Regions from separate parts of the Mus musculus genome. Here all the other regions are linked to region 1. Evidence: chromatin loops called from intact Hi-C (ENCODE). Cell type or tissue: left cerebral cortex. All regions are shown on one strand.

Region 1 (8,000 bases):
CCTATCTAGATAGCAGCACCCAGACTCAAGTCCAGGGCTCCTGACTAGGCTCTGTGCTTATTCTCCTGCACTATGGGGTCCAGGAATGTTTTTAAGAGTTACGGTGAACTCAATTAAAACGATCCTCTCAGGCAAAAATATTATTTTCAGAATTTTGTAGGGTTTCACAGAAATTATCAAAAACAGTCATCTACTTAATTCCAATCTGGCAAATAAGGATTTGTCAAACATTTATCTCAACGCATCTCTCCTTGGCCATTAAAATCCAAGTTAACGGCACACATCTAATGAAAGTGATCTTTAATTGTACTTTCCCTCACAAGCTGTATCTCAGAAACTCAGAGGCTTTAAGCAAAACATACACACACATTTTCTGAAACCGTCTCATATAGCTCAGACTAGTCTCAAACTCACTATGTAGTTGAGGCTGACCTTGAACTCTTGATCTTCCTGCTTCTACATACAGGCTTGGCTTGTACCACCCTCTCTCTCTCTCTCTCTCTCTCTCTCTCTCTGTTTGTGTCTGTGTGTCTGTGTCTGTGTGTGGCAGGGGGACTTTGCTCTTAGTTTCACTGACCAAAATATTTTGCAGAGTCATAGCTGCTGACTTATCTTGGGGGCCAAATATTTCCATAGATATACTCATATACTCAGAAGATTTCACTAAGGAACTAACAGCGTTTAACATTTTTGTTTTGTTTTGTTTTGTTTCTTTTTTAATGTCTACATGCAAAAAAAAAAAACCCTCCCAAAAGAAGGCTTTGTGAGAGCTCTGGTAATTTTGCTTGCTCAGTTCTGGCAGCTGCAGAACAGCTGACCATCGTAACGCAGTAAGGGCTAACAGATACCTAGGACCAGGGGTTTGGATCCCATTGCTTGTTAACCAGGCCGGCCAGTGTCGTCTGAGCAATGGGAGGTTCGAGTTTTCATTCAGAGCAAAGGTTCTCGGAGTAGCAGGGAGGAGGACCCCAGCAAGTGTCTGCTCGAGCACCCCGATGGTATTCTAAGCAGGAGGTTTCTCATACCAGAGTGGAGAAGAGCAAGGGACTGACTGCCTGTAAGACCTCAGCAGGGCACTTGCAATTTTACATGGCGAATTTATGGGCTCAAAACTAAATTCCAGAATCAAGTTCCTGTGGTTCACCTACACTAAAACCAGGTCCACTCGAGACCACAGGTCATGCCTGCAAAATAAGAGGAAACAAACCCTTTCTTGGCCTGAGGACTTTGCTTATTCAACTGGTCCAAAGGCCAATGAGCAACTAACCGGTAGGCTTCCTTTCTGGAGCAGGCTCTAGTGAACTGGTATGTGAACTGTGGGGCACCCACACTCATGCCAACTGCTGGTGGCAAGCACTTGGTGACCTAGTGGGATCTCTGCAGTGCCCAGGGCTTCAGACACACAGAACTGGGAAGGAGCCACAAGCTTTGCTCACCTCCAAGGCTTTCAAAACAGATTTAAAAATAAATTCTGTCTTCATCATTGGGAAAACAAGCAAGGCTATGTCTTCTGATCCATTCAGTCCCTTGGTAGGAGCTGTTCTTTAAATGTAGTGATAAACCTTTCCCCAAAACGCCCTAAACCACTTGGCACTGGGAAAGTGGACACTAGTGGGTTCTTTTGCACTCCTCTCCTCCCACCAACATCCTCTGTTAATGCGATTCAGGATGTTATTTATTTACTGGAAGCCTGACTTCCCTTTGCATAAGGTTCTGGAGGAACCCATGTGACCCCAAGGATTCCATTAACTTCCAAAGGCATTTTATTTTTGGCGGGGAAGACCTTGGACAGGAGCAGGCAACACCAAGCATTCCCAGACTCAGGAGCAAGGTGCAGTGCCCAGGGAGAAGGGGCTGCCCCATCGTCCCCTTTCCAGCAGAGGCAGCTGTAACTTCCAGATAGAGGGTGGAGCCTGGCTAGGAATCCACTTTCTCTCAAGGTGCACCTGTCCTTACCTGCTGGATGGCCCCACCTGGGGTGTGAAGACCCACAGGGTTCCCACCCTACAGCACATTGCCAAGTTTAGGTTATACAGACAACCTGGCCAGAAAATGAGATTCTAAACACAAGTAACTCAAATCTCTGAGCAATGGCCCGGACATCCACCTAGTCCTGGCTCAGCGGTATGTCAGGCATGGGCCACTTAAATACACCCAAGTGTGAAAACAAATAAAAGCAGCTTATATTATTTTCGATAGAAAAACGTGGTGAGCAGCTTGCCCAGGAGGAAGAAGGGGGTTGGGTTCTCTCAGCGCTGGTTCCCTGTGGCCTCAGTGAACCACAACTGCTGGCTCAGAAATGAGGCATGAATCTGACTGGAGAGGTACCCTCTAAGAAGGTATCTACCCTCTGCTCCAACATTCCCAAGGTCTCCACCATTCCGCGGGCTCAGATGTCTCTTTAAATCTGACAGAGAACAGTAATTCATACAGTCGCGGTTGGGCACGAAGGTGATGGTGGTGGTGGTGATGGTGGTGTGTGCAAGTGGTGGGAACAGTTAAGGATGAAGATCAAATTAAACCCCATTTAACCCCGCTTGTTTTCAAAGGACCCCTGCCCACCTTTCACGCGCCCTCTGATCATTTTGGAGAAAGCAGAGACAGCAGCCCGTGGAGCACCAGTATGGGGGAGGGAGGGGGTTAAGAACATTGTTTCCCCCGGGTGACACCAAAGCGCTCTGGTTGATCTGGAGCTTGGGGGCCCAGTACCGGGGAATGCGGGCAGCGCGTGCCACGCCGAGCCCACCCGGTCCCGCACGCGGCCTGGCCTCGGGCACGCGCCTGGTGCCCCCGCGCGCGACTCACCTAGTACCACGGCGGCCACGGTGGAGAGCAGCAGCCAGTGATTCCGTAGGAAGCGGCGCCAGTCACATCCCGAGCTCGTGGGCTTCCCCATGGTGAGCACTGACGTTTGCGATGAGTCGGGTAGCCTGGCCGATGCGAGATGCGGGATGCAGGGCACAGTGGAGACAACGCGCACCGGCCGCTGTCAGCGCTGCCACTGCCGCTGGGGACCGAGCACGGTGGTTTTGCGTGGCGGGCGCGCCTGGCTCCTCCCGCCGCCGCTCGCTGCAGCGACCGGGCCAACCAGCGAGACGGAGGGCGGAGCGTCCCGGCGGGATGGTGCGCGTGGGGCGATCAAGTCCCCTTGGGCTCCCGGTGGAGGTGTCCCACCGAGGAGCTTCTGACCCACTACGATCCTCACCAGTCTCCTTGGGGACGCACAGCCCTAGCCCAGTGCGAAGGGATTTGATATGGGACGCGTTTCTGCCTTGGGCCTCAGGCTTCAGAGCCACAAGAAGGGACACACTGTCAGAGCAGCTTTGGGGTGACGCACTGTCAGCAGCTTTGGGGTTTTTTTTCCCCACGTGATCTCTGATATTACCTGCGGGACTATTTAATTCTCTGATATTCCCTGCGGGATTATTCTCTGACTCGAGGGTCAGACAGGATCTGCCCGGACCAAGGCTTGGTTGTACACCTTGCGCGTGGGCGTGGTCATCTCTTGCACAACTTAACAAATGCACCCCTAGGGACTCGCCTTGTGGCCATTACTGGGTAATTAAGGCCTGCTGGTGTGGGAAGGTGGGCGGGCCTATTCTATCCCCAAGGCCAAATACCTTACAGGGTGTAGTTGGGAGAATCTGGGTTAGTGTGGTCACACACTTTGCTACCTGAATTTCTTATTCTGGTTTTACTCTTACTTAAGCAGACTCCTTTTTTTTTTTTTTTTTTTTTTTTTTTTTTGGTTTTTTGAGACAGGATTTCTCTGTATAGCCCTGGCTATCCTGGAGCTCACTTTGTAGACCAGCCTGGCCTCGAACTCAGAAATCCGCCTTCCTCTGCCTCCTGAGTGCTGGGATTAAAGGCGTGTGCCACCACGCCAGGTTTTAAACAGACTCTTATCTCCTTAGCATATCACTAACTAAGTGAGCCCTGTGCCCTTTTTGCATTCTGGGGTTTACTCTTTAGTTGGCTGTCAGGGGACTCTCCTTGACCAGATTACTCGACCACTAGAATCCCCCAATTAAAGCCTCATTCTTTTGGTTCAGAGTGATTTTTAAAAACCCTTCAAAAGACAATGGATTAAGCATTATTAACCATGCACACTATACTATGAATGATCTCACCTCCTTTCCAGGTGTTAAATTCTCAAAAGAAAAAAAGAAAAAAATCAGGAGAGAGGAAACTCCCTCGAGATTACTGGTTTCTTGGGGGAAGAGCTGGGAATAAAAATTCCCGAAGAGGGCAAACTATCAAGGAAAAGACTGGAGAGATGGCTCAGCGGGTAAGAGCACTGACTGCTCTTCCAGAGGTCCTGAGTTCAATTCCCAGCAACCACATGGTGACTCACAACCATCTGTAATGAGATCCAATGCCCTCTTCTGGTGTGTCTGAAGACAGCAGCAGAGTACTCATAAGAAAGAAAGAAAGAAAGAAAGAAAGAAAGAAAGAAAGAAAGAAAGAAAGAAAGAAAGAAAGAAAGAAAGAAAGCTTTCTAAAAAAAAGAAAGAAAGAAAGAAAAAGATTCACTCTACAGGACAGAGGAGGAGGAGGGATTGAAGTGAGAAGCCCACCTCCGTGTCTGGTCATTGAACTAATTCCTCCTATATGGGAATGTTGAGGGCGGGGGGAGGCACCCAGAGCTCTAATGAGAAGTTGCTCCAGTCACTGGTTTGCTTGACTCAAAGTTTTTTGGGGTTTTTTTGGGGGTGGGTTTCCTTAAGGGTTCATCCTCTCCACTTGCAGATGACACTTGAGGCCTTAATGAGCTATGCTCAACATCCATTTTATGAGAGCAGGGGAGTAAACTCCTAAATTCACCGTTGCTATGGCTGACGTCTCATACTTCATTGGGATTTCTCAGCCTAAACCAACAAAGAAATGGTGGGGACACGCAATACCCTGCAAAGTTGAAGTCCCCTAATGCATGTGTGTGTGCTCTCTCCCCATCTAATCTATGTATCTTTCCTATCTTCTACCTTTGTATCTCCATGGACACAAATGTTGTCAGATGGAATGGTAGTTGAGAGCCATTTCCCCTGAATGCAACACACCCATGCCTGGAAGATAAAATTCACTTTCCTGCCATTAGAACCTGAAATCAAGGAGAAAGAAGTGCTAGAGCTGTTTTTCCACAATAAATGTGAACACCTTCCTTTTACTCCTAAGTCTTTCAGACTTTATCCAGAGAAACTTTAGGTTGATTTCCATCAGTAAGTTTCTCTCATGCAATGGTTCCCTCCTCCTTCTTCTAAGAAACTGGTGTTCCTTATTGTTACCGTTTCCCTTTTACTGTTGGCTCACGGAGATATCTAGTTAGTGATTAAAGGAAAGAGACTTTGACTTTGTCATACACTGTTAAGCAGCAGGTGACAGCCTGATCTGAAATGAAAAAGACACCCAGAAACCAAAGGCCAACTCTTTCTGGCTAGCCTTTTTGGGGTGATTTGATGGCTGCAGTTCACCCTCCTAAGGCAGAAATGGTTCCATGGTTTCACGCAGCTGTGATAGAGGAGGCCACAGGCACACCAGTGACCATCAGTTTCTCAGGTAGCCTCTGGTGACAGTGGCTGTAAACCCTGAGGACACTTCGGGTGTACCAGATGCTCTTGGACTTGGGCTCTTCTTTATCTTCTGATCTCGAGTTTGGCATTACAAACCAGAGACATTAACTGCCACGGGAACTCTTCAGTGTTCTTACAAAGCTGAATTGGCTGAAATAAGTTTATTATTCTTACACGCCCTTGAAATCTGTGCTTCAACGGGCTTTATTGCTTACTGGGAAAAACTGAAGAACAAATACATTTTATCAAGCATAGACAAACCAGCACATAGGAGAGAAAAACTAAACGTTTGCAGTTGCTTCATACAAGATGTGTGACTTTGAGCAATTTACCTAACCTTCCTTAGCTTCTGCTTCCTTTTCTCAAGACACCATATAAGGTAGTAGCTGTGCATGACATCTGTCTGTCTGTCTGTCTATCTACCTATCATCATATCTATCTACCAGTCTGTCTGTCTATCTATCTATCTATCTATCTATCTATCTATCCATCATCTATCTTCATCATTATCTATCTATCCTTCATCTATCTTCATCATTATCTATCTATCTATCTATCTATCTATCTATCTATCTATCATCTATCTATCTATCTATATCTATCATCTATCTATCTACTCAGTATCATCTAGCTATCATCCATCCAGCTAGCTAGATAATGCCATCTCTACCTATCTACCTATCATATATCTGTCCACCAACATCATCTACCCACTATTATCTATCATCCATCCAGCTAGAAAACACTATGATTTTCTTTCTTGAAGATGAGTATGTAATTTTTGATGTAGTTTATCAGAACTTCTTGACCAGTGTTGAGTTTCTGTCTTCACTAAAGACTGTTGTAGGGAGCTTTTCTGAGCAGAGCTGATGACAGCACTAACCTGTGGGCACACACATAGCTATTTAGTTGTTGACAGACACATCATATCTGTGTTGAAAAACAACAGCAGAGCTTGTGGTAGTGCTTTGGACCTCCCAGCTGTGGCTTCTGTCCAAATTTACAGTAACCAGGATGACTTCCCCTCCCACTGAGCAGTGCCAAATCAGAGAATGGTTGCTGTAAACAAGCCTAGTGGATCTCATCAGATAAGACATGAAAGTAGAAAGAGGAGGGGGATTAGTGTTAATGGAGTGTGAGAGGAACAACAGAGGGTTATGAGAGCTTCTAGCCTCCATACAATCTAATCTAGACCTAGAATGTTTTCAGCCTCTCAGACTTTCTGCTGAAAAAGATCACCCTTTATAGTTCTTTCTGAACTCCGGCTGACTGGTTCAACTCAGTTTCCTGGCTAAACTCATCTCCACACTGACTGATTCAAGTTGTTCTCTTTCAGCTTCTGACAGAATTGCTCTGCTTGTTCTCATACTAACTTTGGCCATATCTTCTGGCTCCTTCTCATTCTCTGGCTCTGTGTTTACCTGTGCCTAGCTTGTTTTCTCTTCAATCTTGTTCTCTGTAAAACTCTTCAGGTAAAACTGCCTCCTCTCCTCTCCAAGCTGTTCTCTCTTAAGTTACCTCATAAGCCTTTCTGCTCTCTGTTTTTGTGAGAATTGGGCATATGCTATTCTGTCAAATCTTTCTCTGATTCATCACTTTGTCTGCCTCTCAACTGGAGAGGTCGGTTGATAGCACAATGTCACCCAGAGAATGGCAATATTGTAGCAGAATATTGCCTTATAGGCACAGGTGTGCATCCTAGCACTACAGGCTGAGATGGGAAGATCTTAAGTTTGAGGACTTGACTAGCAAGACTGTGGCTCTTAAAAATAAGAATATCAAATTATGTGGGACTGGCATGGGAAATATTATTTGGTACACACAGATTTAAGACTGCTTGGTACAGATTCAATACTTCGTTTATTTGCTTGTTTGTTTGTTTGTTTGTTTGTTTTTGAGACAATGTTTTGTGTAGCCCAGGCTGGTCTCCAGCTCACTATGTAGCCTAGGATAATCCTGAACTCCTGATTCTTCCACTCCCACCTCTCAGGTGCTGGGATTACAGGTGTGTGCACCAGGGCTGGTATAAGGCTATGCTTTAAAATGTCAAAAGTAAGTTATAAAACTGGGCAGGGTGTTTGATCAATGAGGACAGAGTCACTGATCACTCATAAGTGACATGTATAGAGCACAACTCTAGTGACACATGAAAGAACTGCGACTGTTCATTGTGATGTTGTTCTCTCCTGCCCTCTTGCCAAGCTTATTCTCTCTCTCTCTCTCTTTTTGGTTTTTTGAGACAGGGTTCCTCTGTATCGCCCTGGCTGTCCTGGAACTCACTTTGTAGACCAGGCTGGCCTTGAACTCAGAAATCCACCTGCCTCTGCCTCCTGAGTGCTGGGATTAAAAGGGGCAGGCATCTACACTCCCTAGGAAGTTTCCACTATTCCTTCCAATTTCAAGTGCACTCATCAACTTTTAGCCAGCCAGCCA
Region 2 (8,000 bases), 68 kb before region 1:
GGACACAACTCCAATGGAACTCACCACCAATGTCATTTCTCCTACCTCCTTAATCAATGTTCAGGCTTCATTTGACTTGAACTTTTCTTGGCATCAGACATGGGGCATTTTAATCTTTGAAAGCAAACCTCTTGACCCCAGGTTTCCTCGATGGCCCTGTTTTCCTCCCACCTGGTTTCTCCCTCCACCCTTTTCCCCTTCATCTACCTCTAATAGGATTTTATGAGGTTTCTTCCTCAGTTCCCTCTTCTCTACAAACTCTTCCCAAATAATGTCACCCATTCCTTGCATTTACTGCGGACTCACTGTGTAGGCACCAGGACCTTATAAGCATTCTCTTAAATCCAGACACTGGCTCTCTGATTCACTAACTCTGAGGTATGCCCAGTGTAGGTCTTGATCTAGGCCATTTGAGGACTTACTGATCTTCTAGTTTGTGGTCCCTGCTCCCATCCAAGCCTCCCACCATACTGCTAATTATCTTTAAAATGAAAATCTGTTTATCATATGATAATAATCTGGACTCTTGCTGGGTTCTGAGATATTTCTGCTGTTCTGAGCACTTATCCTTTGTCTTTTCTTGCTATTCCCATTCATCTAAGCTTTATCCATACTGTTTTCTCCTCTAGGAATCCTCCTTTCCTCTTCCCAGGTATGTTTGATCCTTCTCTCGTTGGGGCCCCCATGATTCCCCATCAATTTTCTGTGAGAGTCCTATCACAAACCCAGCATTTATTTGGGTATCTAACCCTTGTCCACCAGGAACTCCCGTTTGAGCAAGAACTGGTGCTAGATTCAACCTTGAATCTTTGGTGTGTCAACTGTCTGGCACCTGTTGGCCACAGTGAACTGAACAGAGAGCTGCTTCAGCAATCCATCTCCTGAAGCAGGAATTGCATGCGCCATGAATCTACCCCACCACGTCTTGGGCAAGGGACTTATAGACCAGCAGAACCATTTCTGGGCCCTTCTCGGTTTCTCTCCACGGACCGTGTTTGCTGGAGGCAGTCCAAGCAGTGATGTAGTGAGAGCGCCATTGTACCTCACCTGATGGTGACGATCTGCCCAATGCTTAGGTCCAAGCCATTCAGTTGCGCAATAAACACGGCTGCCACAGCTTCGTAGAGCGCAGTGCCGTCCATGTTGATGGTGGCACCAACAGGCAGCACAAATCTCGTGATCCTCTTGTCTACCTGGTTCTTTTCTTCCGCACAGCGGAATGTAACTGGCAGGGTTGCCGAACTGTGGGATCAAGAGAAAAGACTTTAGGTCTAAGAAGGCCAGGCCTCAGTTTCCACCCCCAAAAGATCCTCATTTCCTAAAAGGTGAAAAAAGGGCCCCAAAGCATGCTGGTAATTAAGAAAATAATTTATTCTAATTTTATTTTATGTGTATGGTATTTATGTTTTGCTGAATATATATCCTTATGCTTGGTGCCCTCAGAGGCCCAAAGAGGGTGTTAGATTTCCAGGAACTGGAGTTACAGGCAATCATGAGCCATTATGTGGGTGCTGGGAATTGAACCTGGGTCCTCCCCAGTCCATATGCTGGTACTTTTGGCCAGACCAAAAAACAGGAGGTGCTGTGCCTACCACTGCCCGCCCCCCCCCCCGCTCCCCCCCCCCCCCCGTCAGAATCTTTCCTGGGTATCAGGCCACATGGAGAGTATAAGAAGTACTTGGAACGGTAGAGAAATACAATACATTCAAGAAGATAGACAGAAAGTTTAGGCACCATCTCTCAAAGGTGCCTATCAAAACTAGAAGCTGCAGTCATCTTCACCAAAAGCTATCAGAGCACTATCTGGCGGCTTCTCCCAAACACTTCTCCTCCTGGTTACCTGGACGAGATCATGAGAGCTGTCAGGAGAGCCTGCGCCATACCCAAGGCAAAGCGGAAAGGGTTCTTCCGCACAACTATGAAATAGAGCAGGGGCAGAACTATGAGGGAGTGGATTGCAAGCCTGCAAACAAGAGGAAGAAAATCTCAATACCACGTCTGCACACCGATCCTGCTTTTTAGTCAGCTTTAAAAATCACGACATCTTTAAACTTTCACAAAGACCCAGTGAGACAGGGGCGTCTGACAGCGAACAGATGTCCCCATTCCACCGATGGGGATGTCAAGGCTTGCTTAGCAGAAGAAACACCTTGTCAGAGTTATTAGCAAATTCTGAAGATAAATTTAGATTCCCAAGCTCGCTGAGCGTCACGTCATCTGCTCTGTCCCTGCAATGCATTCCTGCACTTCGTGCACTGATCATCTCTGCCACCTTCTACAGAAATGTCCCATACCTTCCCTGGCTGAGCCGACTCTCCCTTCAAGGACACATTTGTCCCCAACCATGATACCTCATTATAGCTCTCCTCACAGGCCACCCCACCACGTCCTCTGGACCGAGCTCTGGAATGGCATCTACTACCTAAGAGGGAGGTCAGAGTTGCAACAAGGAGAAACTTGCACTTTAGGACTGTCTCCAACTTCTTCATTATTCCTGTGCTCCCAGAGTGCTTCACTTAGGAATCTACGGATTGCCCTAAAAGAGGCTGGCTACACGAGACTCACTAGCAGATGCGTGTACATTTAAGTGATGAGCTGACTGTTCAGCTAGACAATGCACAGCGAACAGTGAGCTCTACAAAGAGCAATCTTGAGAGTATGAGGAGACAGTCCTCTTAGTGCAAAGAATCATGAGATCTTCACTACGCTGTTTAGTTTTCTGCTAGAAACATAAATAGAACAAGAGACAAGAACTCAACAGAACCCCATTAAAAATGGCTTATTATCCCAGACAGCCACTTCTCCCCCCTCCCACCCCCACCCCTGGTATGGCCTGGCTCAGCAACAGCTCCAGCTCAGGGCTAATAGAAAGTAGAAGTCCCGCCTCTCTCATCTCTGTGGTCTTGCAGTTCAACTCTGTCCCACACACTGCTGGACCAGGCTGCTTCTGCAGAGCTGGAAAGCTGTGTTCTCCGGCACACCAGGTTAACAACTAATGCTGTGTTGTGGGAACGCCTCAATGTGGTGAGGTTCTGAGAGGGAATCTGATGGCTCAAGGTGGCTGATTGGCCCGTGGGAATTAAATCAGCATCTTTTACTCATCCTATTGCCCCATATTTCTCAGCGGATAGAACCACCCTGGCCTTGCCGGGCACGTTTGGAGGGAGGCACCATTCAGAAACTATAGCATCTCTTCTTAAGGAGCAAACAGCTTGGCTGTAAGAACTGTGCAAGAGATTCAACCCTGGCACCTTTCCTGTTTGTTTTATGGCTTCTGAAAGGTCTCAGACACTTACTAAACAGCCCTAACATCTGGACACCCTTCTGACACAAGACAACGGCAGTAGCCACCAGCTCAGCAAGAATCTCAGACCCAAACCCAGCCCTCCTACTCCTACTTGCGGAAGATGGAATTTATCCAGGTTCTTAATTCCTTTCAGCCCTGGGATATGTGGGAGGTATCCTTGCCTGCCTGATTCATTTATATTCTTAAGGAAGTAAGGGATAGGAGATAGCCCCAAGAGCCTACACATGAGCTTTTCCTCTTGTTTTAAACACAAGCAATGAAGTGTGTGGCAAAGTCTGGTCCAAGCTGTTCTGCCAGGAGCTGGCGATTAGCACAGCATGATCCACCTACGGTACAGCTGTTAAAGGACAGCCTTGATGCCCTGCTCTCCTCCATGGGAGAAAAGCTACATCTAACCAGCCGCACCCTGGCCTTTCTCCAGTAACCCCAATGTATCTGCAGGGAGCTCTGTCTCTTCTCTTGAGTCAGACATACCCGCTCAGGACAGTGGCCATGTAAAGGCCCAGCTTGCGGAATATTTCCCAGTCTTCAACTTCTATGATCTTCCCAGCAATTAGGAACAAAATGCCAATCGGCATGTAGCTAGAAAGCAAACACAAGAAAGGCACAATTCAGATGTCACAGGTCTTCTCAGACAGGTTGCTGGGGAGGGAACCAGCTAGTGTGGGCATGCTCAGTGGACATGTGCTCTCCCCTGGGAGAACCACAGGCTATAATCAAGAAGCCAAGGGCTCAGCTTTGAGTCCAGCACCCCTCCCCCCCAAATTAAGGGGGTTCTGGTAAGAATGTGTGCCACAGAAGCACACATGCAGCATCCACACCCCCCCCATTGGATGTTCTATCTCTTCATCTCACATGAGCAGGTCATTCCAGCCATGATCATCTTGCTTCTCAAGTGTCATTGGAAAGGCGACAGGAACCACACTGTGTGTGGCCACAGCAGCTCCATTTGTAAAGCTCTATTTAGCTATGCCCTATGCTGGGGAAGCATTTGACACACATCACTTCACTTAATGCTCTTCCCCTAGCCCTGGGCTTGGTTTTATTATTCTTTTCTCACAGATGACAGAGCTGAGGTTTTAGTGAGATTAAATGACTTCCTTGGCTGTCGCTACTGGATATTTTCCTGTCAATCTCTACTATTTAGATTATAAAATGTTGAGCTAGTTCCACATGAGCTAAGGGGTGGCAGAGGTCTCTCAGGAGACCTGAACTTTCAGGGCATCTCACAGGCGGGACAGACACGCAGTGTCTCTGGATGCTAGAGAGCAGCTTTTTCATCAGATGTGGTCAGACCTAGGCTAGAACAGCTGGTGATATTCTGGATTTCGTTTCTACCTCGGGCCTAAGAAGAAGCACTTCGTGTTCAGGTACTCCAGTACTTTCTGATATCCCTACTGACAGGAAGGCTGGGTAGGTGCAAGATGCTCTCCAGGATTCTGGGCAAGAGACAATGGCTGACAGACTTTTAGGTCTAGATTAATTGCTGAGGAGGTTGTGAAATTGGGTAATGCCCCCAATCTTGATTTTAAATGTCTGCCTTCTCTAGGAAGGACCCACATAGGAGCATAAGCCTCCTCTTCCCAGGTCTGAGAAGGCATTATCTGTGGGAACGATACGGCGTTAGTCAGCACTGCTCACCACATGATGATCTGGACGATTTTCATGGTGGCGTCACTCAAGGCATTGAAGAAGTCCACCAGAATCTGCCCCTTTTCTCCCATTTTCCCAATGACAAGGCCAAAGACGAGGCAGAAGATAATCAAGCCCAGGACATTGATGCCGTCTGAGTACAGGCCCACGATCTTGTATTCCTTTGTCTTGTTCTGTGGATCAAACCCAAGGAAACGTACTGAAGCATGGTGGGAGTCAGAGTTCTGAGAAGTAAAACGACAGCGAGGGAAGTCTGCATGGGAAACACTTTGTCCCCCACCACTGAGGTTTATGGGGCTTTGTCTCCTTAACAAGCTCCTCCATGAACATGTCTTTTGAAAAATCCCAATGCTGCGGTGTCGCACGTTTTTATGAATTTTATAATCGAGGCATTTTTCAGGGTTAACCACTAGCGACATTTGGAAGCTTCTTTTTAAAAAGATAGAAATTAACAATGCAAGAACTACATGGTGTTTACCAGCGTGAACATTCAGAGGACATTATACCATCTGGTCCTTCCCGATAAGGAAGCTGAGGGACAGTCATTGCTGCCTTGGGTCTCATGTGACCAATGGGATTTTAAAGAGATGAAAACTAGCCAGACATCTGATAGTATGAATCATTTCATCACTTCATTCTGATCAAAAAATAGCATGCAATTTACTAAGGGGTAAGCATAATCTCTGTAGGATAGGCCAGGTCTATAAAGAATTATGCTGATGAGTCACTGGGGTACCAGTCACTTCTCATTTATGAAAAAAAATGTTTATGGAACAGCTAGAATGTTCTAACTGCACAGGCTATGGTGTAAGGTCTTAAAATGTAGCTGGAGAGACAGGACCAGCTAGGAGAAACCCGAGCCAATGCTGAGACTATAGGTAATCAACTCATAGCCTCTCTATGCATGAATGTATGTACATACATTCTAGGACATGAATGTCTGTGAAATTAGGGAAAACTAGGTGAGGGGTAGATACCCAGGAGACAAAGCATGCCCGAGAAAGATGCACACCAAAGGCAGAGGTTGTGATGCGCTGGGCCTCTTCCTGTAACCTGCTTCAATGAGTCCTTCCTTATCCTTAGTGGCCCTCACATGCTCCCAAAGCAACATGGCCTCTGTGATGATGACATGCACCACTCCCTGCCTGAGGACAGATATCATATCTGTCTTCTGCTGTTCTACTTCCAGTGTGCAGCAGCAATCCCCACATGGAGGGTGCGCAGAGCACTCTGTGGAACCTTGTCAAAAGACGGGAATAAGAAGCAAGTGAAAGGTGGATCTGGGTAGAGGAGAGCCCCTCACCCTGGGAGGCAAGCTGTAAAACTGAAGAAGCCTCGTAACAGAGAACCCATGGCTATATTTGGGAGAAATTAAGGGTTTGTTTTTTTTTTTTGTTTTTTTTTTTTGTTTTTTTTGCAGTAGGGAGCAGGGAGCCAATGATAGCCTATCTTGAATTTAAGTTTCATTTATGCACTTATTTGTTACTGTTATTATTATTATCATTATCATTATTATTATTGTGTGTGTATTTGTGTGTGTGTTGTGTATATGGGGATGCCCACGAGGCCAGAAGAGGATATCAGATTTCCTGGAGCTACAATACAGATAGTCATGAGCTACCCAGTGTAGGTGCTAGGAACCAAACCCAGATCCTCTTGAAAAGCAGCAAGTGCTTTTAGCCCACAAAGCCATCAGTAGCCCATGGTGGCTTCAAACTCATGATCTTGCCTTAACCTCTCAAGTGCCAGGATTACAAGCTTGTCCCATCAACCCAGCTTTAATTACTAAATTGACTGAATATTCTTTTCCATAAATCAATCATTTAATATCTCCCTCCATTTCTCTCGCCTCCCTTTCTCTCCCCACTTCCCCTCCCCCTCAGACCCAGAACAATTATTTCCTTCTAGACCATTCAGAAGTCTACTGTGGGCCTACTACAAAGTGCCACCTCAGGTCCACAAATGAGATTCTCCAATTTCACAGTGTGAAATAGCCATAGCTCTCAAAGCCTATTGATTTTTTTATGGTCTACTCCTCTGGTGACAAAATCTACGAATGGGGATGACTGGCCGCTGTGTTTCTTACTCAGCAGAACATTCCTGAGTTTGCTGAAGAAACACTGGAGGTGCTTGACTCTGGTGTGATACTGGACCCCATTCAGAGAAGCGGTCTGCTACCAAGAACACATGCTGTGGGCTCTTCTGAAGTCCAAGACGGTCTGGACTCAGAATCACATACAGGCAGAGAGGTTCGGGGTTGTATTCTGTGTTGATAGCCTTGTAATCATCAGGCAGTCCCCAAGGTACCCAAGCATTTGGAGTAGCTCAGGCTCACCGTGTCCACTCTGTGATGCTCTATTCCTGGTACTCTTGTTCCATACAGTTCCCATGAACACCATGTCAGCATGGAGAAGTATACATGCCTTGCCACATTGTTCATATCAAGCAATCAGGGCATGGCATTGCTTAGTGTGTGTTTCTATTTAGAGACATCTGGCTTTCACTGTTGATTCACTAGCATGGAGTTCATAGCTAGCAGGACTACAACATGCCCGAATAAAGCTTTTTAACAGATATATTTTTTTCTGCAAAGTGCATCACAGCATTCTTGTACTTAGAAACATGATAGAGCATTTTGCTAATATGCTTCTGTCCATTTTATATAGTCAAATCAACAGATAGCCCATAAATATATGAAAAACGTACAATATCCTTCACCATCAGGGAAATACAAATTAAAAGTCCACCGAGATTCTATCCAACCTCAGTCATCATGAAAATAAGCGCCAGCAAGGGTCCAGATGTGATCTAGCAGTACCACTCGGAGGTGCACACTCATCCCCACAGCGCAGAGACACCTATACATTCATGTGCATCACAGCACTGTCCACACAGCATAGACATGTATGGCTTAGGTGCCCACTGACAGGTGAATGGCAGATAGAGAAAATGTGGTGTCTGATTTAGCCATCAGGATGAGTGAAATTCTATCATTAGCAGGGAAAAAAGGTTATAGCTGGAACTGACGCATAACGGGCCA
Region 3 (8,000 bases), 52 kb before region 1:
TGTGCTCTAAAATATCAGACCAGCATTGCACAGTGGTCCTTCCTATGGTGTTGAAATTATCTGCATTTACGTTATCCACTGAAGTAGCCTCAAGCTACATCTGGCTATCGAACACATGACAGGTGTCTAAGTGACAGAAGCATCGAATTAGAATTTTATACTTAATTGAAATTAATCTCTATTCAAATAACCATATGTGACCGACGGCCATCCCATGTACAGACAACACAGTGCAATCTTTACACATTCCCAGACTGTTGAGCACTAAGTGAGCATTTAGCCATGCCAAGGGAACAAACTTCAGACTCAACTCCATTAAGGAAACTCCTTGAAGCCTCTTCTCGGTGCCATCACAGCGGGGGGGGGGGGGGGGGAGTAGACAGTAAGTTACATTCTCTAGCATACAGGTTCCCTACTATTTCAAGTCCTGACCCCTTTTCTTCCTTAGATTGGCAATGCAGTGAATAAAGTTCTCTGTGAATGCCTGTACTCTGAGCTTTCCACGTGACAGGAAGAGTCACACTGTTCTATGTAGGTCATCCCCAGCACCCACAGTTTGTTTCCAAGGTCCACTGGGTGAGCACTGCAGAGGTGAGCAGGCAAGCTCCTTAGAAAGGTCCTACACAAAGTGTCCTGGTTCAGTTCCCAGAGCAGCCAATGAATTTATACAGGGTTTCTCTGTATAGCCCTGGCTGTCCTGGAGCTCACTTTGTAGACCAGGCTGGCCTTGAACTCAGAAATCTGCCTGCCTCTGCCTCCTGAGTGCTGGGATTAAAGGCGTGCGCCACCACGCCCGGTAAAATTTTTAAAAGCCCACAAAAGATCATGTTTAGCCTCTTGGTGTCCCTCAACTTAATTTTCTTCATTACTGTGCACCCAGTTCATAAGAGTCATTCAAACATTAGTTTTGTAATTTCCACTCCCATGACATTTATTTACTATGGCTTAAACAGGCTAGATAGGTCTGTGGCAGGTTAGAAGGTTCTCCATACTGCTTAATAATGAGACGTTTCATGACGCCCTGGAGCAGAGCCCTCATAAAAGCTGGAGGTGTCACTAGGCAAAGGACACCAGGACAGACATGCTAGAATGGGATAGAAGACAAGCCTAGATCACTCACTCCTCATGGTCAGAGACAGTTTTGAGGCTGTGGCCTGGAAACAGGGACAGAACTCAAGGTTGTCCTTAGAAGTTCAGGTCACCTGCTGGCTCTTTATTTTAGGAAAAAGGCATTTTCTTTATTTGCCTCAGGAGGAGGCTGTGAGGAGTGAGCTGGGGATGTTGGCATCCAGCCATTGGGGAATAATCATCAGAACTTTTTATAACAACACTACAAAGGAAGCAGGGTGGGCTAAACAATAGCAGGCTTTAAAAATAAACATCCTAGACAAGCGACTCCTCAGAGTCTCTGATGAAGCAGCCACCCACCTGAGAATGAAGTTTTCATGACAGTCTCTGTACCATATAGTCAAGGTGTCAAGATAAACTCCAGGCATATGCTAATGCTTCAGGGTTCTGAATGGACACAAGTCAGTGTCACACAGGAGTTAGCCCACTCTGTGGGTGAGTCTAGCTCTGTCACCAGCCGAAAGTAAGCATGGGCTTTGCTCCCAAACTCGATTTACTCAACACAGTGCACTTTAAAAGCCTGAATTCAACTGAAGGAGTTCAAGTTGATAGTGAGGAGCACACCGACCAATGTGGGTTTGCACGGCCTGTATAGAGCTGGTGTCTACAACTGTGTCATCAGTGGTTGGTGACTTGTGTCTCTGAGTGACATAACACACTTCATAGGTATACTCACATCCGTCCTCCCTCCCTCCATCCTCCACTACATAATCATTAAGATACATCCTTTAAAACATCAAACATTACACACTCCAGTATAATCTCCCAGTGGCATTGAAAATAAAATAGAAAATCCTTACTCTGGAAGGTGAGAGCCCACAGGCATCTCTCCAGCCTGCATGTGTGCCTGCCGGACTGGGTACATCCCTCCCCTGGCCTCTTATTAAAAACTCAGGTCAAACTCCTCAAGGCTTCCACTCACTCCCTTCCTCCCCAGCTGCTTCTCCCCCACTCCTCATCTGGTTTTTAAGTCCTTTCCTTGGGGTCCTTCTCTGATCTCCAGGTGTCCATGCATGGCATCACTTAAAAATAAAAATAAATGGACTCACTAACATTTGACTTTTTCTCTAGGCTATAAGCCCCATAAAGTTTCTCTCTCTCTCTCTCTCTCTCTCTCTCTCTCTCTCTCTCTCTCTCTCTCTCTCTCTCTTACACACACACACACACACACACACACACACACGCACGCACGCGCGCGCGCGCGTACGTGTTTTAGAAAGTATGGTTGTCTACCCCAGCCTTCTGGGCAGCAGAATGTTCTAGAATGGAATTCATCGGTTCCAGGTGCTGCCCAGTGATTTATGTGATCTTGGGGAAAATGGTTTAATCTTGTTCCAAGCTCCGGTTTGGAGAGAGCTCTACAGATGGAGATAAGCCCCGCCCACTTTGCTACTTCTTAGGGTTGCAACAAGGAGTAAACAAACATGTTACCATTTTTAAACTGATGAAACAATTTTTTCTATTCTTTAGAGAAAACAAAGCCGGGGACAATCACATTTTGTTAATCTAGGGCACTGGAGATCTCAGCTATCAAGATGAATAATTCTGGGACAGGAAAAGGCAGAGGGAACATCTAGAATGTATATGCTTCACCTGTGGCATCTATATTTCCTAAGAACACACATACAAAGAACTCCCTTTGAAAGGGTTGCAACATAACTACACTATTCTGTGAAGTTAACAAAATAAACTCATCCTCAGATGGCATTAAAGAAGAGCTACTCTGTAGCCCTATGCTGTCTGGCTCAAAGCCTATCAGGAAACAGGAAGTGGGAGCCAGGGAGATGGTTCAATGGCTAAAGGGCTTGCTATGCAAGCCAAAGGACAGGAGTTTGGATCCTTAGCACTCACAGGAAAAGCTAAGTGTGTGATGGTATAAGTCTATAACCCAGAATGATGTGGGGAAGATAGCAGGGCGCTGGGATCTTGCTGGTCAGCCAGTCTAGATGAAATGGGAAATTCCAGGTTCAGTTGTGGATCCTGTCTCCAAAAACACATGTGTAAAATGATAGAGGAAGGCACCTAATATTGACCTGTGGACTCTCTATATACACAAATGTGTACATGCACACACATAGGAGATGATTCCTCAGCAAGACTAGTGCTGTTTGAGTTTTTGCAGCATCACAGAATATAATGGCGTCGGTGGTTGGGGCCAGCTATTCAGAAGACCCCACAAGCTCTTCTTAAGGCTTATCACTGAATGAATGCCTTCAACACAGTACAGAGGATCTGAAGAACTCAGCTGTTCTCTCTCAGGATCCACATAAATGCTTTTACAGCAACAGCTAGCATACAGCTAAGTGAGATATTTTTGTTTCATAACACAACTGTATTTTCCCCTCTGCAGCTCTCTCTATACAGTTGGTAGCAAAGACTTCTAAGTAGAACTCATTCTATGCTAGTGAATGTTCCAAGCTGTGGACAGAGTCTCTTACTATTGGTTGCATTTCTTGAATGACAGATAGCCTTCCTGTCTTCACATGTGGTTAGCTGAATCCTATTACTGACCACTGCAATTTCTGGCCAGTTCACAAACCTTCTAGAAACCTTTTGACAGTTAATGAAAAGCACCAGGATATGTTTTTTTTTTTGTTTTGTTTTTTTTTTTTAACAGTTGAGCATCAGCAATGTAGCTAAGGTTTCAGAGTGGATGGCAGAATCCACGTTGAAAGCCAGGCAGTGTGGCTCCCACGTCTGACTCCCCTGTTAACACACAAGGAGCTTGCTCCAAGTGTCCATTTGCAGAGACCACTGCATGTGGAAGTCACTGCTGGAACTCTCTTCCTGACTCTGCAGGCTTGTCGGGGACCTTAGTGAATTATAGGAAGTCTTGTGCGCATTTTCCCACTTTACCCTCCCTCCCCCATGCTTCTAGAACTCTAGTTGAAGACTTACTTCTTTCTATCCTGAGTAACTATTGCTTCTTTCAATCCCTTCTGTATTAAATTCCCTTCCCTTCTCTCTTGATTTTTAGCCTTCCCTCAAGATTCCTTCTTATACTGCCTTATTCCCACAAAGCATTTCGATAACCTCTTTTTCATTAGGCTAGGCCTTAACTTTATATATTGTGGATGTAACACAGGGCCCGGCCAGCTGAAAACAGAATGAGTCAGTGGTCTTCTTGGTCCATAATTTTAGAACATTGAAGAGACTCTCTGCAGTATTATACTCTCCTTTGCAGGGGTTTCTTATAGTCAAACTTACACAGCTCTGAATCCTCCTAGCACAGATGGCCTGCTCACTTGTGCTTGATACTCTGGGGCTCAGTGTCTTAGGAAGAGACTGAAGTGGGGACATTTATCTGTCACTTGCTATTCTGTCACTGTGCAAGTGGCATGCCTACAGAAGGGCTATGGCTTTTAGAGGCTATGCCCCTTTCCTTGTGAGAAAAGCACTACGGGACTCAAACTAATAGAATAAATCCTCTCTTCAAAGCTACGTCCTTGATCTCTGAGAGGTTTAGCTCATCTTTTTAAAGTTGTCCAGGCTCATTGCCGAGTTCCCAACCAAGGGTGGGAGAGGGAAAGGGGGACATTTAAAATGCAGGGAGAGCCTAGTGGCTCTGGGTGTTATTCATGGACTTTAGTGTGTTGGTCTGCACCTTTGCCTTCTCCAACACAGGGCTTCCTTTCAGTCTCTAAATCATCTTGAAATAGTGATTTCATTAAAAAGCTGAGTGGAATACACTCATGAAGTTCCAGGGAAAGCTCACAGGCTTGCTTTCCGTCTGATGTTCTCATTCAAGCTCTCAGCCACCTGGGGTTACAAGCAGAGGTGTCTAGCGAATACCGAGTTGTACAACTAAGTGGCACACGCACCTTCAAATCTTCTTGTCAGCATGAGACACCCAGACCTGGTTACTGGGAGGCCTCGGTTCCATGAACAGGGATGGCTGGAATCCACCCTCTTACAAGTGTGTGTTTGTTTTCTCATTAGGTTTCATGCACTTGAGGTTATAATACACCTTTGGAGATTAAAACTGAACAAACCTTGTCTGAGAGATGTGCCTGGCATGATTCTTTCCACTGGATATAAGATTGTTTCTAGAATATAGCAGACCATGAGTAAATGAATATGGAAAGAATGTAGACTTTGAGTCTGGTTAGTTTTGGCGTGTGAAAAATGCCTTTTCATTTTTAAGTTTTTTTTTTAATAACAAAGCTTGCATATTAAAAAGGATGCCTTCTCCAGACAAAACAACCTGATGTATCAGGTTTACAAGAGTCAGTGTAGCCAGTGGGGTTCCTCAGGTCCTTCAGCCTGGTCTGCTTTGTGTGTTCTCTTCCATCCTTTCCATGTTACAGCATCTTTCCAAGACATTAAGCAGCTCTTTCTTTATACAGGGTCTTATGTAGCCCAAATTAGCTTCCAAATTAAGGTGTTACTATGTAGCCAAGGCTGGCCTTAAATTTCTGATTCTCCTGCCTCTCCTCCCACTTGCTAGGGTTACAGCTTGAGTTTCTACACCTGTCGTAAGGCCATATAAGGTCATATAGGCCTTCTTCTTCTTCTTTTTTTTTTTTTCCTGGTTAAAGAGTAATGGGAAAGGAGAGGTTTCTTTTCATGGTGTGGGCCAAACCAGAAACATTGTGCAGTCCTAATGTAGAAGTTAGAGTAACGATCACTTTATAATGTGTGTTCTCTGAGGTCCAAGTCAATGTAACCTGGAGAATCTCACAACAGATTCACACCCGATCTCTCAACCAGTGCTATTCTGGCTCCGGTGTTCTTTGACAAATGAAGGGCAGGCAGTTTGTATTGATGCCTAGTGTTTGGTGATAGGTCTTGCTCAGGAAATGAACTCAGTCCTGGAATTCACACACACGGTGGCCTGGGGGGAGGAAAGGGGGGAGGAGTGGGGAAAAGACTTTTCTTGGCTTGGCATGAACTTGGAGTGCCTTGAGCCATTTGCTGGGGATGTTTCCTGGCTTGCCATGTATGTACGCTCTTGTGTGCAGCTGGCATTTCAGGAAAGGATCTTTTCCCTGATCTGGAGGAAGAAACAATCACAGAAGCCAACATCAATCCAATCCACACTGGGCTGGACATTCTCCAGGATCCACTGGCTGAATATCCAAAAACCCAGAAGGTACTCATGTTAAGTACTTTGATGGGGCTCACAATGACCAACCCTTCAAGGTGACAAAGGAGGCCTTCTCTAAGGTGGATGGTCTCCAGTGACACAGATTACAGGAAGAGGACACACTTCCCAGGACAGGAAGTCTGTGAAGTGATAAAGCCGTTCCTTTTTTGAATCAGGAGTTGTGTGTTAGGCTGAGGTGTGCCACGTTGGAACTCTTTCACATGGAGGCAGCAGTTTCACCATCTTGGAGGCAGGCTGGCCAAGAAGTGGGGAGCCCCGTTGAGGAGCACAGACACTAAATAGCCCTTTTTGGGAGTGGCTGGATACTGGTCCTTGGCAACACTCTGTCCTTATCCAAGCTTTGGAGAACTGTTGAGCCCCCATGATTGGATGTTGGAGTGAAGGGGGAACTTTATCAGGATCAGTGTGTGGTGGCTGCCATAGCAGCCAGCAGGGGGCACAGCTGAGCCTAATGGAGCACAGCTACAACCTGGGTGGCAGCTAAGAACATCCAGGCAGCTGTGCCTTGGAATCTCAGAGTGGGGTGGGAAAAGCTGATATTTTCTTGTGCTGGTGGGGGGAGGCTCCAGCCATCAGACTTAATGTATTGAAGAGATGCAACCCAGATATAAACTGTGGGTCATGTGGACCTGCTCCTGAGTTTTCCCAGAGCCACTATTTCTCTGGCAGGTTCGTTTCTCCCCCAATTTTTCTGCTGGTTTGATAGAATTTGGCTTACGAACTGAAACTTTCAAAGGGCATAAGCACACATTTTCACCATGGCAGGAAGGTACCCTTCCTTCAGGATGTTAAATCCTGGTGAAACTTTCTGCTTTCTATGCCTCCCAGTCTCGAAAATTTCGGTCACGATACCATGGCTCCCTCTTCCATTCTAAGGCAAATTTGAGATAATATGTCAGTTCATCTCTACATAGTTCCATATACATTTAGAAGATAAGGGCATTTTGTGTACATACCTGTGTATCATCGTCACCTTTTGACTAAATGGTTAAGATCACCCCATACAATTTAATATCAAGTCTAAATTCAAACTTCCCTATTAAGTATACTTTCCTAACCACACATCACCAAGAAGGATGCTTGATGTCAGAAAGAAAGAAAGAAAGAGAGAGAGAGAGAGAGAGAGAGAGAGAGAGAGAGAGGAAGGAAGGAAGGAAGGAAGGAAGGAAGGAAGGAAGGAAGGAAGGAAGGAAGAAAAGCAGCTATAAAATATGCATTTTCATTCCACGGATACTTTGATGGCAGATTACATTTTAGTTTGGTTTGGTTTTGCTGTTGTTTTTCCTGCAGGAGGCTCACTCTATTAGTTTGGGGTTTGAGTCTTAGGGATTCTTCCATGTCTACCTATTCCCAGAGAACTGGTTTAAGCCCACTCCAAACTCCCAGCTGCCCTGACACTACCTCCTGTTGCCCTGTCCACCCCCTCCCTCTGTGTGTGTGTGTGTGTGTGTGTGTGTGTGTGTGTGTGTGTGTTCCTCCACCAGGAATGGTTTAGGGTATTGCCTTAGGATGCATACAGTGCTTGTATAAGAAGGACTGGCATGCCAGGGTAAAAGTAACATTGCTCTGTCAGGGAAAAGACCTGGGGCAGGAAAGGAAGCAGGGAATAGCAGAGGCAAAGCCTGAAGCACACAGAGAAGAGCCCGTCCAAGCTCCGGTTCCTTCTTAAACAACAGAAAATACAAAGCAAGACAAAGAAACATCTCAAAAACACTACACGTTCCCCTAAAAAAAAAACAAAACAAAAAAAAAAACAAAACAAACA

What was found. Hi-C counts contacts between places; a loop is a spot of excess contacts. Peaks named below come from ENCODE experiments on the same cell type or tissue, not always from the same donor. Only the 100,000 strongest peaks of a DNase experiment are listed, where the experiment ranks them.
Region 2: it touches region 1 in a loop (4-fold over the local background); 2 of 42 quality-filtered maps call a loop at or near these places.
Region 3: it touches region 1 in a loop (2.1-fold over the local background); 5 of 42 quality-filtered maps call a loop at or near these places.

What each region holds. Positions count from the first base shown.
Region 1 is chr19:28,830,138-28,838,137 of GRCm38, reverse strand. Slc1a1 (solute carrier family 1 (neuronal/epithelial high affinity glutamate transporter, system Xag), member 1) reads right to left here and starts at 3,003. Exons shown (of 12, transcript NM_009199.3): 1 at 2,806-3,003. The coding sequence starts at 2,896. All of the region lies in intron 2 of Gm52404 (a long non-coding RNA gene), which reads left to right. In left cerebral cortex, a CTCF peak has its summit at 3,021; DNase peaks (open chromatin) are centred at 990, 2,461, 3,019, 3,479 and 1 more place; H3K4me3 peaks cover 2,892 bases; H3K27ac peaks cover 2,569 bases.
Region 2 is chr19:28,898,575-28,906,574 of GRCm38, reverse strand. Slc1a1 (solute carrier family 1 (neuronal/epithelial high affinity glutamate transporter, system Xag), member 1) reads right to left here. Exons shown (of 12, transcript NM_009199.3): 7 at 4,949-5,133; 8 at 3,782-3,889; 9 at 1,841-1,963; 10 at 1,048-1,242. Among named protein-coding and RNA genes, the nearest start is that of Gm52404, 56 kb to the right of the region's middle. In left cerebral cortex, no CTCF peak of the experiment used is centred here; DNase peaks (open chromatin) are centred at 2,086, 3,581 and 5,583; H3K27ac peaks cover 3,513 bases.
Region 3 is chr19:28,881,990-28,889,989 of GRCm38, reverse strand. All of the region lies in intron 2 of Slc1a1 (solute carrier family 1 (neuronal/epithelial high affinity glutamate transporter, system Xag), member 1), which reads right to left. Among named protein-coding and RNA genes, the nearest start is that of Gm52404, 40 kb to the right of the region's middle. In left cerebral cortex, a CTCF peak has its summit at 6,653 (motif pointing right); DNase peaks (open chromatin) are centred at 1,266, 3,381 and 6,673; H3K27ac peaks cover 1,872 bases.